Regions from separate parts of the Homo sapiens genome. Here region 1 is linked to region 2. Evidence: chromatin contacts called from ENCODE Hi-C or POLR2A ChIA-PET data. All regions are on one chromosome and are shown on one strand. Each heading gives the region's core, a stretch centred on a gene start or an enhancer-like site at or near the end of the contact. The rest is flanking DNA. Distances are from core to core; before and after follow the strand shown. Region 1 holds the start of KBTBD13 (kelch repeat and BTB domain containing 13). Region 2 has its middle 17 kb from the start of ANKDD1A.

The links. A loop is a pair of places that touch in the nucleus more often than their neighbours do. ChIA-PET counts read pairs that join two places held with the same protein, here RNA polymerase II (POLR2A). Pooled maps may share reads with other maps.
Region 1: a loop to region 2 is called in a pooled map, with 2.3 times the contacts of the local background. The contact joins the promoter of KBTBD13 here to the enhancer-like site in region 2. A Hi-C loop is called at or near these places in 1 of 50 pooled maps. POLR2A ChIA-PET finds 5 or more read pairs at or near these places in 3 of 52 experiments (A673, PC-3 and Panc1).

What each region holds. Positions count from the first base shown.
Region 1 is chr15:65,072,754-65,077,995 of GRCh38, reverse strand. KBTBD13 (kelch repeat and BTB domain containing 13) reads right to left here and starts at 1,250. Exons shown (of 1, transcript NM_001101362.3): 1 at 1-1,250. The coding sequence starts at 1,180. It also overlaps a transcript of RASL12 not described here.
Region 2 is chr15:64,892,178-64,897,245 of GRCh38, reverse strand. No RefSeq gene overlaps it. Among named protein-coding and RNA genes, the nearest start is that of ANKDD1A, 17 kb to the left of the region's middle. RefSeq lists enhancers at 1,850-2,448, 3,243-3,552, 3,703-3,812 and silencers at 2,563-2,612, 2,653-2,702. Within about 2 kb of position 2,430, at least 37 of the 41 ENCODE cell types and tissues checked have a DNase peak (open chromatin) inside an H3K27ac peak, as active enhancers do.

The DNA.
Region 1 (5,242 bases), core at 1-2,500, 180 kb before region 2:
AGAGCGCTCCCTTGCTGTTGACGAACTGGCCGGGCAGCGCCGTCCACTGGCCCGTGGCCAGGTTGAGACAGTCGATGGCGCAGTGCAGGAAGTCGTCGGAAGGTCCGTTGCGCACCACATAGAGGCTGTCGCGGTGGGCCACCATGCAGTGGCCATAGCTCTGCGGACGCCGCAGCTCGGCCACTGGCAGCCACGCGTCGGTCCGCACTGCGTACTCCACCACGGCGGTGGTGTCGGCCGGCCGCCACAGGCACACGAAGAGACGGCCACAAGCCTGGGCGCAGGGCACGCCGGCGGCCGGCTGCGGCAGGTCGGCCACGAAACTCCAGCAGCCCGCGGCTGGGTCGTAGCGCTCCACGGAGCTGATGGGCGTCCTCTGGAATTCGCCGCCGATGGCGTAGAGGCGGCCGTCGAAGCCGGCCAGCGCTGTGTCATAGCGCGGCTGGTGCGGGCTGGGGAACTCGTGCCACGTGCCGCCGTCGGGGTCGTAGCAGAAGCCCAGCTCTACCACCTCCTTGCTGGCGCCGCGCACGCCCCCCACGATGTAAAGCTTGTTGCCCAGCGTGGCCACCCCGGCCAGCAACGTGCTGGCCTCCAGGGGCAGCGCAGCCAGCGTGCGCCACGCGTCCTCTTCCTCGTCCAGGTAACACAGCGTGCGCGAGGCGTCCTCCAGGAAGCCGGGCGCGGGCGTGTGCGTGCTCACGGCCGCGTAGCTGCTGGGCCGCAGGGCCGCCACGTAGGCGCGGGCCTCAGGCAGCGCCAGTTCGGCCGCCAGCTCGCGCTCGCCGTCGCAGATGAAGAGCGCGGCACTGTGGAACACGTCGCGCAGGCCGAAGGCGGCGGCCGCGTCGCACAGCAATGCGCAGTTGTCCGACGTGAGGTTGTGCTCCAGAAAGCGAGCCAGCGCCGGCGCCTGGAGGAAGGCGGCGCACTCCACGGCCTGCAGCAGCTCGTCCTCCGCCGCCAGCGCCGGCCGGTCGCCGCGCAGCACCTGCAGCGTGGCGCGGAAACCTCCCGCGCTCAGAACGCCCAGGCGCACCTCTGCTGCGCGGGTCTCCCGCATGCCGGAGCGGAAGAGGCCTCGGAAGAAGCCACAGTGCTCCACCAGCAGGGCGCGGTCGGCTTGGAAGAGCTGGCCGCCCACCCACACCTGCACCAGGGTCTGTGGACCCCGTGCCATGGCGAGCTGGCCGGGCGGAGGCTGCCGCTGGGGCCTTGGGTTAGCCAGCCACCAACTCTGGGGCTCCCCTGGAGCAAAAAACTTCCCTGGGGGCTATAAATATCTCTCCCTGGCTAAAGATAGTATGGCTCATGTGATGTGGTGGCCCGCAGGCTGTATGGCTGCAGGCCCGGAGGGCATCTGGAGACCTGTGTGATCACTCATATCCTTAGAAGAAATGGTAATAATGGGTCCAGAATTGGTGGGTTCTTGGTCTGACTTCAAGAATGAAGCCGCGGACCCTCGAGGTGAGTGTTACAGCTCTTAAGGTAGCGTGTCTGGAGTCTGTCCTTTCTGATGTTCAGATGTGTTTGGAGTTTCTTCCTTCTGGTGGGTTCATGGTCTCGCTGGCTCAGGAGTGAAGCTGCAGACCTTCGCTGTGAGTGTTACAGCTCTTAAGGCAGCGTGTCTGGAGTTGTTCGTTCCTCCCAGTGGGCTTGTGGTCTCGCTGGCCTCAGGAGTGAAGCTGCAGACTTTCACGGTGAGTGTTACAGCTCATAAAAGCAGTGTGGACCCAAAAGAGTGAGCAGCAGCAAGATTTATTGCAAAGAGGAAAAGAATAAAGCGTCCACAGTGTGGAAGGGGATATGAGCGGGTTGCCACTGCTGGCTCGGGTAGCCTGCGTTTATTCTCTTATCTGGCCCCACTCACATCCTGCTGATTGGTAGAGCCAAGTGGCCTGTTTTGACAGGGCGCTGATTGGTGGGTTTACAATCCCTGAGCTAGATACAAAAGTTCTCCACGTCCCCATCAGATTAGTTAGATACAGAGTTTCCACATACAGGTTCTCCAAGGCCCCACCAGAGCAGCTAGATACAGAGTGTCGACTGGTGCACTCACAAACCTTGAACTAAACTCAGGGTGCTGATTGGTGTGTTTACAAACCTTGAGCTAGATACAGAGTGCCGATTGGTGTATTTACAATCCCTGAGCTAGACATAAAGGTTTTCCAAGGCCCCACCAGAGCAGCTAGATACAGAGTGTTGATTGGTGCACTCACAAACCCTGAGCTAGACACAGGGTGCTGATTGGTGTGTTTACAAACCTTGAGCTAGATACAGAGTGCCAATTGGTGTATTTACAATCCCTGAGCTAGACATAAAGGTTCTCCAGGGCCCCACCAGAGCAGCTAGATACAGAGTGTCAATTGGTGCACTCACAAACCCTGAGCTAGACACAGGGTGCTGATTAGTGTGTTTACAAACCTTGAGCTAGATACAGAGTGCCGATTGGTGTATTCACAATCCCTGAGCTAGACATAAAGACTCTCCACGTCCCCACCAGACTCAGGAGCCCAGCTGGCTTCACCTAGTGGATCCTGCACCAGGGCTGCAGGTGGAGTTGCCTGCCAGTCCTGCACCATGCGCTCGCATTCCTCAGCCCTTGGGTGGTTGATGGGACTGGGCACCGTGGAGCAGGGGGTAGTGCTCGTCGGGGAGGCTCGGGCCGCACAGGAGCCCATGGAGTGGATGGGAGGCTCAGGCATGGCGGGCTGCAGGTCCTGAGCCCTGCCCTGCGGGAAGGCAGCTAAGGCCCGGTGAGAAATCAAGCACAGCGCCGGTGGGCTGGCATTGCTGGGGGACCCAGTACACCCTCCGCAGCCACTGGCCCGGGTGCAAAGTCCCTCATTGCCCGGGGCCAGCAGGGCTGGCTGACTGCTCCGAGTGCGGGGCCCGCCAAGCCCACGCCCACCTGGAACTCCAGCTGGCCCGCAAGCGCCACACGCAGCCCCGGTTCCCGCTCGCGCCTCTCCCTCCACACCTCCCTGCAAGCTGAGGGAGTGGGCTCCAGCCTTGGCCAGCCCAGAAAGGGGCTCCCACAGTGCAGTGGTGGGCTGAAGGGCTCCACAAGTGCCGCCAAAGTGGGAGCCCAGGCAGAGGAGGTGCCGAGAGCAAGCGAGGGCTCTGAGGACTGCCAGCATGCTGTCACCTCTCAATAATAGTGACCATATACCGTGCACCTGCAGCGTGCGGGCGCACTGAGGGCTGCTAGGGAGATACCCATTTCACCTGCATCTTTCCAGCTGTGTGCCCTCGTGCGAATGTCCTAACCGTTCCTCATGTTCCAAATGGGACCAGTAGGCCAGGAACGGTGGCTCATTCCTGTAATCCCAGCTCTTTTGGGGGCCGAGAATGGTTGATCACCTGAGGTCAGGAGTTTGAGACCAGCCTGGCCGACATGGGGAAACCCCGTCTCTATTAAAAATACAAAAAAATTAGCCGGGCGTGGTGGCACGTGCCTGTAATACCAGCTACTTTATGAGGCTGAGGCACGAGAACAGCTTGAACTCGGGAGGCTGAAGTTGCAGTGAGCCGAGCTCGTGCCATTGCACTCCAGCCTAGGCAACAGAGTGAGGATCTGTCTCAAAAAAAAAAAATTAATTAAAAAATAAAATGGGGCCAATAATAACACCTATTTCACAGTCATGGGACAGTATCCGAAATATCCCGGTTGAGGCTGAAAGACTTTAGGTAACTTGTCCAGGGTCATTCAGCTAGGAAGAAGCTGGGGCAGAATGAATACCCACCTCACCCCTTCAGCTCAGAGGAGTGGGACAGGCAGGTTGGAGAACAAGGCAGAAATGGAGCAAGTACATTGGGCCAGGCTGGGGTACAGGACCAGGGTTTTAATTTGGCTTGGGCTTCTGACTCTGACTCTGAGCCAGTCCAATCTCTTTTTGAGTCTCAATTTTCTTCCTGAAAAATGGGAAAGGTAGCAACCCTGCTTTGCAGATGAGCATCCCATAAAGCCCCTGACTTGGGATGGGGATGGGAATTCCACACTTGCTGCGAGGCTCCAGATCCTGGGAAAAGGAATTGGGGCTGCCTAGGGGATCATATGCTTGTGGATGGGAAGAAGGGCTTCCTGAAATAATAATAGCTAACACTTTAATTGCATTATGTGTCAGGCACTGTTGTAAGCACTTTATACTAAGTCCTTACAACAATCCCAGGAGTAGATACTATTATTTCTCCCCCCATGGATATTATCCATTTATTGCTTATAGCAACACTATGAATTAGAAATTATTAATGGCCTTATTTCATATATGAAGAGACTGAAGCACCAAGAGGTTTAGTCACATAGCCAGAGAGTGGCAGACCTAGGCCTGGAATGCAGCCAGCCTGATTCTAAAGCAGGGGTCCCCAACCCTGGGGCCATGGACCTTAGGAACCAGGCCGCGCAGCCAGAGGTGAGCAGTGAGCAAGCAAAGCTTCATCTATATTTACAGCCGCTCCCCATCCTCATTACTGCCTGAGTGCTGCCTTCTGTCAGATCAGTGGCAGCAGCATTTGATTCTCATTGGAGGGCGAACCCTATTGTGAACTGCATGTGGGAGGTATCTAGGTTGCCTGCTCCTTATGACAATCTAATGCCTGATGATCTGTCACTGTCTCCCATCACCTCCAGATGGGACTGTTTAGTTGCAGGAGAACAAGCTCAGGACACCCATGGATTCTACATTATGGCAAGTTGTGTAAGTATTTCATTATATGTTATAATAATAATAGAAATAAAATGCACAATAAATGTAATACGCTTGAATAATTCCGAAACCATCTCCCCTCCGCTGTCTGTGGAAAAACTGTCTTTTACAAAACCAATCCCTGGTGCCAAAAAGGTTGGGGACTGCTAGAGGGCATGCCCATACCACTGTGTTTTTTGTTGTCGGTTTTTGTTTGTTTGTTTGGTTCGTTGGTTTGGGGTTTTTTTGTTTGTTTGTTTCTTTTTTTGAGACGGAGTCTCACTCTGTCACCCAGAGTGACAGAGTAACCCACACCTGGTTAATTTTTGTATTTTCAGTAGAGACGGGGTTTCACCTTGTTGGCCAGGCTGGTCTTGAACTCTTGACCTCAAGTGATCCTCTCACCTCGGCCTCCCAAAGTGCTGGGCCATACCACTGTGCTCCGATGCCTCTCTGTGCTACAAATGCTGGGCAGTCACCTTGTGTCAGGAGGGCATAGCTGAAAGGCACCTCAGGCTCATATGGTTCAATCCTCTCACAGTGGAGGGAAGTGCTCA
Region 2 (5,068 bases), core at 1,181-3,680:
CAGGACAGCTGGGCCTGGCCTCCACTGAGAACAGAGGAGTCTCCCCCACCTGACTCCATGCTGAGCTCTCCACTGGCCTGTCCTCTCGGGTCTGCTGGGGCCATCCAATACAGAGGGCTCGTTATAAGAGTGGGCTCTGGGGTACAAGTTCTGCCACTCCTTCACCTGCATGTGACCTTGGCCAGTCACCTATCTTCTTCAAGCCTCTCCTTCTGACACTGTGGTGTTCCTTACACATTGGAGGCCCTCATAAATGCTTTCTGAATAAGTCTGCCTGCAATATGCTTAACGCAGTGCCTGACCCAGAGAACATGCTCAGTAAAAGTCAACTATTTAAATCATCCCCATTTACAGATGAAGAAACTGAGACTCAGAAATGTAACTTGTCCAAGGCCTCAGGGCTGGGAAATGGTGGAGCCAGGTTCCCCTGTGCCCTGATCCATCAGTCCACCTCCCCTGCATGCTCCCCATTCTTCTCTGCCTCTGTGAAGCCAGCACAGATATGTCAGCCTCAGAGGGATGAATGGAGAAGCCAGAAACTCACACTCTGAGAACCCCTGAGGAGACAGGAGGTTCCTATCATCATGGGAGATACAAAGATGAATTAAAGTTTCAGCCGCTCAAAGGGCTGCCAGTCTGGAACTGGGAGCCACGGCGCCCGGAACAGAGTCTATCCCTACACAGAGGACCCAGCAAGCCTCAAGGGAGGGGCACCATCTGGGTTCCCAGTACACAATTGGCTCGTTGAATCACAAAGTTCACAAGAAATAGTGGCCACACAATCTGAATTTTAAAAGACAAGTCCAAGTTGCAAACATTTTCTCCTATTGTTATAATAGAGTATGAAGTGCCCCAAAGAATCCATTATTGTGGCACCTAAATGACCTCTCACAGCCAGGTGGATCACAAAAATCTATGTTATACCACACGTCCTAAGCTTGACTTGGGGAAAGAGGATCCCCATTATGCTAGACACACAGATGCCGGCTGCCCCCAGCCTCAGCCTCATGGGTGTATGCAGGTCCACACAGACTAATACCAGACAAGACAAAGGGTCACCCACTCTTGGGCTATTAGATGACATGGTGACTTGAGTTAGTGCCCCCTCCCCTTTCCAGCAGTGATCCTAACACCAGTGCTGGGCACTGTAAGGTCTGGAGGGGCCTTTGGTATCCCCAGAGAAAACAGACTGCCTTTGCATGCTTCTTGTCAGCATGAGAGGCAAGCCCTGGTCTAAGTGACACCGAGGTTGCAGCCAGGGTGTCTCTGACAGGGCTGCTGTCCTCAGATGTGAAGGCTTTGCTCCTCAGCCTCTTGCTACAGACCTCCCTCTCACATTAACTCCTGCCAGGACTTTTGGTTTCGGTTTCTGACAGCAGAAATAAGTTCTACCCTTTCCCTCTGTTGTCCTCCACACTTCCCCTCCTCCTACCCTACTTCCTTCACCCTTCTTCCTCCCACCCTAGTAGGAAATCCCCCCCCTGCCCCCACCCCCAGTCCCAGTCTGAGAGGGACAAAGAAGAAGAGAGGAATAGAGAAGGGACTGAGAAAGGGAGTTGCCAGAGACCTCGCTGCATCTTCGGGGCTTGGTGATCACTCACAAATCTGCAAATTGTGCCCTGTACAACTCAAGAGGACACCAGTCCTCTCAAGTCACCAAAATTTGCATATTTATTAGCACACTTTTCAGACAGATGGCAGTAAAGTGTCTTGAGAAGGAACAGTCTGAAGCTCTGGAGTGGGGTTAAAGGGCTGAATGCCTTTCGGCTCTCATCTCCTAGAAGCCCCAAGGCACCCCCAGTCCTTGAGCTGTAACCCACTTATCCCTCTTTGCTCAACTTCCCAGCTGGGCTAGAACCCCAGTGAGACTCTGGCTCAAAAGAGGCTCGCCAATCTAGGTCCATTTGTGGGGCCCCAAGCAAGTCTCTTCCTCACTAGGCCTCAGTTTCCCCATCTGTAATATGTAAAGAGAACAAAAGGATCTCTAAGCGGCCATCTATATTTAACAGCTGAGTCTGTGCAGAGGGTGCCTGGAGGCAGATGATTACAGTTGGGTTGCAGCCTCAGGGTCCCTATTTCTCTGAAGGAAGGAGGTTGTTGGTTGTTCCGTTGACTGAGAGCAGGGGTCAGAGAGGATTCTTTTGTTGAAGAATATCAAGAGGGGCTGTGTGACCTGGGGCGGCTCCTCTAACCTCTCTAAACCTGTTACCTCCCCTATGAAATAAAGGTGGTAATATTCACCTTGCAGGTGGCTGTGACGACTGAAGGGAGTACTGCATGCAAAAGTGCTGGCGTGGAGGAGGCGGCAGAAGAGGGCGGCGGCGGGGCACGGCAGCCACTGCCTGAGCTCAGGCTCCAGGGCAGGAAACCCACCTGACAGGCCACTCCTTCAGCTCGCCTCCCCCAGTGGGCTCCCTCCCCTCTCTCTGCAGGGCCACACCTCTGGGAGGATGCTCAGGGCTTGCACAGCGCTGAAGGAACCCCAAGGAGCCTACACCCCTTAGCCTGTCATGCCAGGCCCTCCCCTACCTACGCCCCGCGGCCACTCCCCACCCAGCCCCCCCGACCTGCTCGACACCCCCAAACAAGCCATGCACACCTCCCTGCCTTTGCCCAGGCTGCATCCTTTCCGGGTCACATGCCCTTCCCTCTCCCCCTCCTCAAGACAGCTAAATCCTGCTCATTGTTTAGGGCCCAGCTCAAATGTCACCTTCTGAGAGAAACCTTTCCCTGCCCTTCCAGTAAAGAAAATACTCATTCTTCCTGTTGCCTCCCTCAGCCCCGCATTCAGTCCCGTCAGGAGTGCAGCTGGGCTCCAGTCCGCCACATCCCCTCGCGGAGCCCCCAGTGCCTTATCTAGAAAATGGAGGTAAATCGTCCCTACTTGGGGGGCAGGACGAGTTCAATAAAATGGGACACGTCGGGCGTCTAAACATAGCGTGGGGCCCACAGTAGAGCCCGGCGAGTCCAACCAGTCAGCCTCGCACTGAGAGGGAAGCGCGCGCCAGGCCCCGTTTCCAGCCTCCTGTAAGTCCTCCCGGAAGACCAGTTCACAGCTCATTGGAAGATCAACCAGGATTGACAGGTTCCCAGCCCAATGGCTGGCCGAGCCCGAGAATGGCTCGGGAGCAGGTGGTCGGCCCCTTCCCCTCTCTGGGGCCTCTACCTGCGGAAGGCAGGGCGGGGGGCCTGGTTTCCACAAGCTGCCTGTGTCAGCCTGTGGGGCCGGCCGCCCCACTGATGACTCAGGTCTCCTCCCCACCCTTCCCCTTCAGGAAGAGGCCCTGTCATAATCGCAGTTGTACTACATAAAAATAGCTTCGTTTCACAGTGACATGAGCACAGCCCTTTCCACTGAGGGAAGAGGAAGGCAGTTTCCCCCTACGCGTTCCCCGGGTCCCTCTTCAAAAGCGGATCCTCGGGTGGGGGCTTCACACTTCTCAGCAATAGCTTCATCAGCGGCTTCCTCCCCGGCTTCGGCGCTGAAGGCTTTTTTTACCGCTTTGCGACCAGCTTCTCACCTTTTCTTATTTGGCCCTCACGTCAGAGACGGCAGGCAGCTGAGGTTGCTGTTCCCATTGTGCAGGTGTGGAAACCCAGGCCAGAAGAGGGGAGGTGACTGGCCTGAGGTCACACAGCAAGCTCGCGAGAGCCGAGTTGGGGGCCCTGACTCCTTCACCGAGTTCCTTACGCGCCTGCATAGGCCTCCTCCTAGGAAAGTACTGTGGCCACAGCCAGGGCACCAAGAAAAAGGAGAGGCGAGGAAGGCTGGACGGAACACAGATGTGAGGGGCAAGACATTCATGCAACAAACATTTGTCTGGCCGGGTGAGGTGGCTAACGGCTGTAATCCCAGGACTTTGGGAGACCAAGGCGGGCAGATCACCTGAGGTCAGGAGTTTGAGACCAGCCTGGCGAATATGGTGAAACCCCATCTGTACTAAAAATACAAAACAAATTAGCCAGGCGTCATGGCGCACGCCTGTAATCCCAGCTACTCGGGATTGGAACCCAATGACAAATTGGTGGTTTCCCTGTCAGTCAGGCCTGTTAGACTGAGAGCAGCCCCTCCAGGCCCAAGACTGATGAGTCTCAGCCATGAGGCCCAGCCTGGGGTGTGGGGGCCTTTGCTGCCCATTGAATCCCTGCAGTGCAGCCACTGAGGAAACCCTGCCTGGTCTTGTGGTCTCTGCTCTTCCCCCTCAAATCCACCCTCTACTATCAAAATGTAAGGCAGGTCAGAGGGCACAAGCTGGAAGCCTATAAATGGGTATCTTGTGGCACTAGAAAGAAAGGCACGCTGTGTTCCCAGCTGGGTGCCTGAATGCGTAGGAGTATGGGCAAGTGACTGTGTGTGTGCACATGGTTGTGTACAAACTTGGGGTGTGTGTGTCTTAGTCGGTTTTCTGTTATTTGTAACAGAGTACCTGAAACTGGGTAATTTATAAAGAAAAGGAATTCTTTCTTGCAGTGCTGGAGAATGAGAAGTCCAAGGTTGAAGGGCTGCACCTTGTGAGGTCCTTCTTGGTGGTGGGGACTCTGCGGAGTCCTGAGGCCCTGAAGGGCATCACATGGTGATGGGGTTGAGCATGTTAGCTCAGATCTCTCTTCCTCTTATTATAAAGCCAACAGTCCAATTCCCGTGATAACCCATTAATCCATGAACCCATTAATCCATTAATCCATGAATGAATTAATCTATTCATGAGGGCAGAGTCCTCATGGCCCAATCACCTCTTGAAGATCCCACTTTTCACTACTGCCACATTGGGGAATAAGTTTCAACATGAGTTTCAGAGGGGACAGATATTTAAACCTTAACTGTATGTCTGTGTTTGTGTGTGTGTTTGTGTGTGTGTGTGTGTGTGTGTGTGTGTGTGTGTGTGTAGCTGCTGTGGTTGTCAACTCAAAGTGAAAAAGCCCTCACTTCCTGTTAAGAATCAATTACAGCAGTTTTTATAGAAGCTCTAGCTCTCCCTGTGGGGATCACAGGAGCCTGGGAGGAGAGGTGGGAAGGCAGAGCAGGAAGAATGTCTTCCCTGAGCAGTGCTGGGAGCAAGATCAGGAC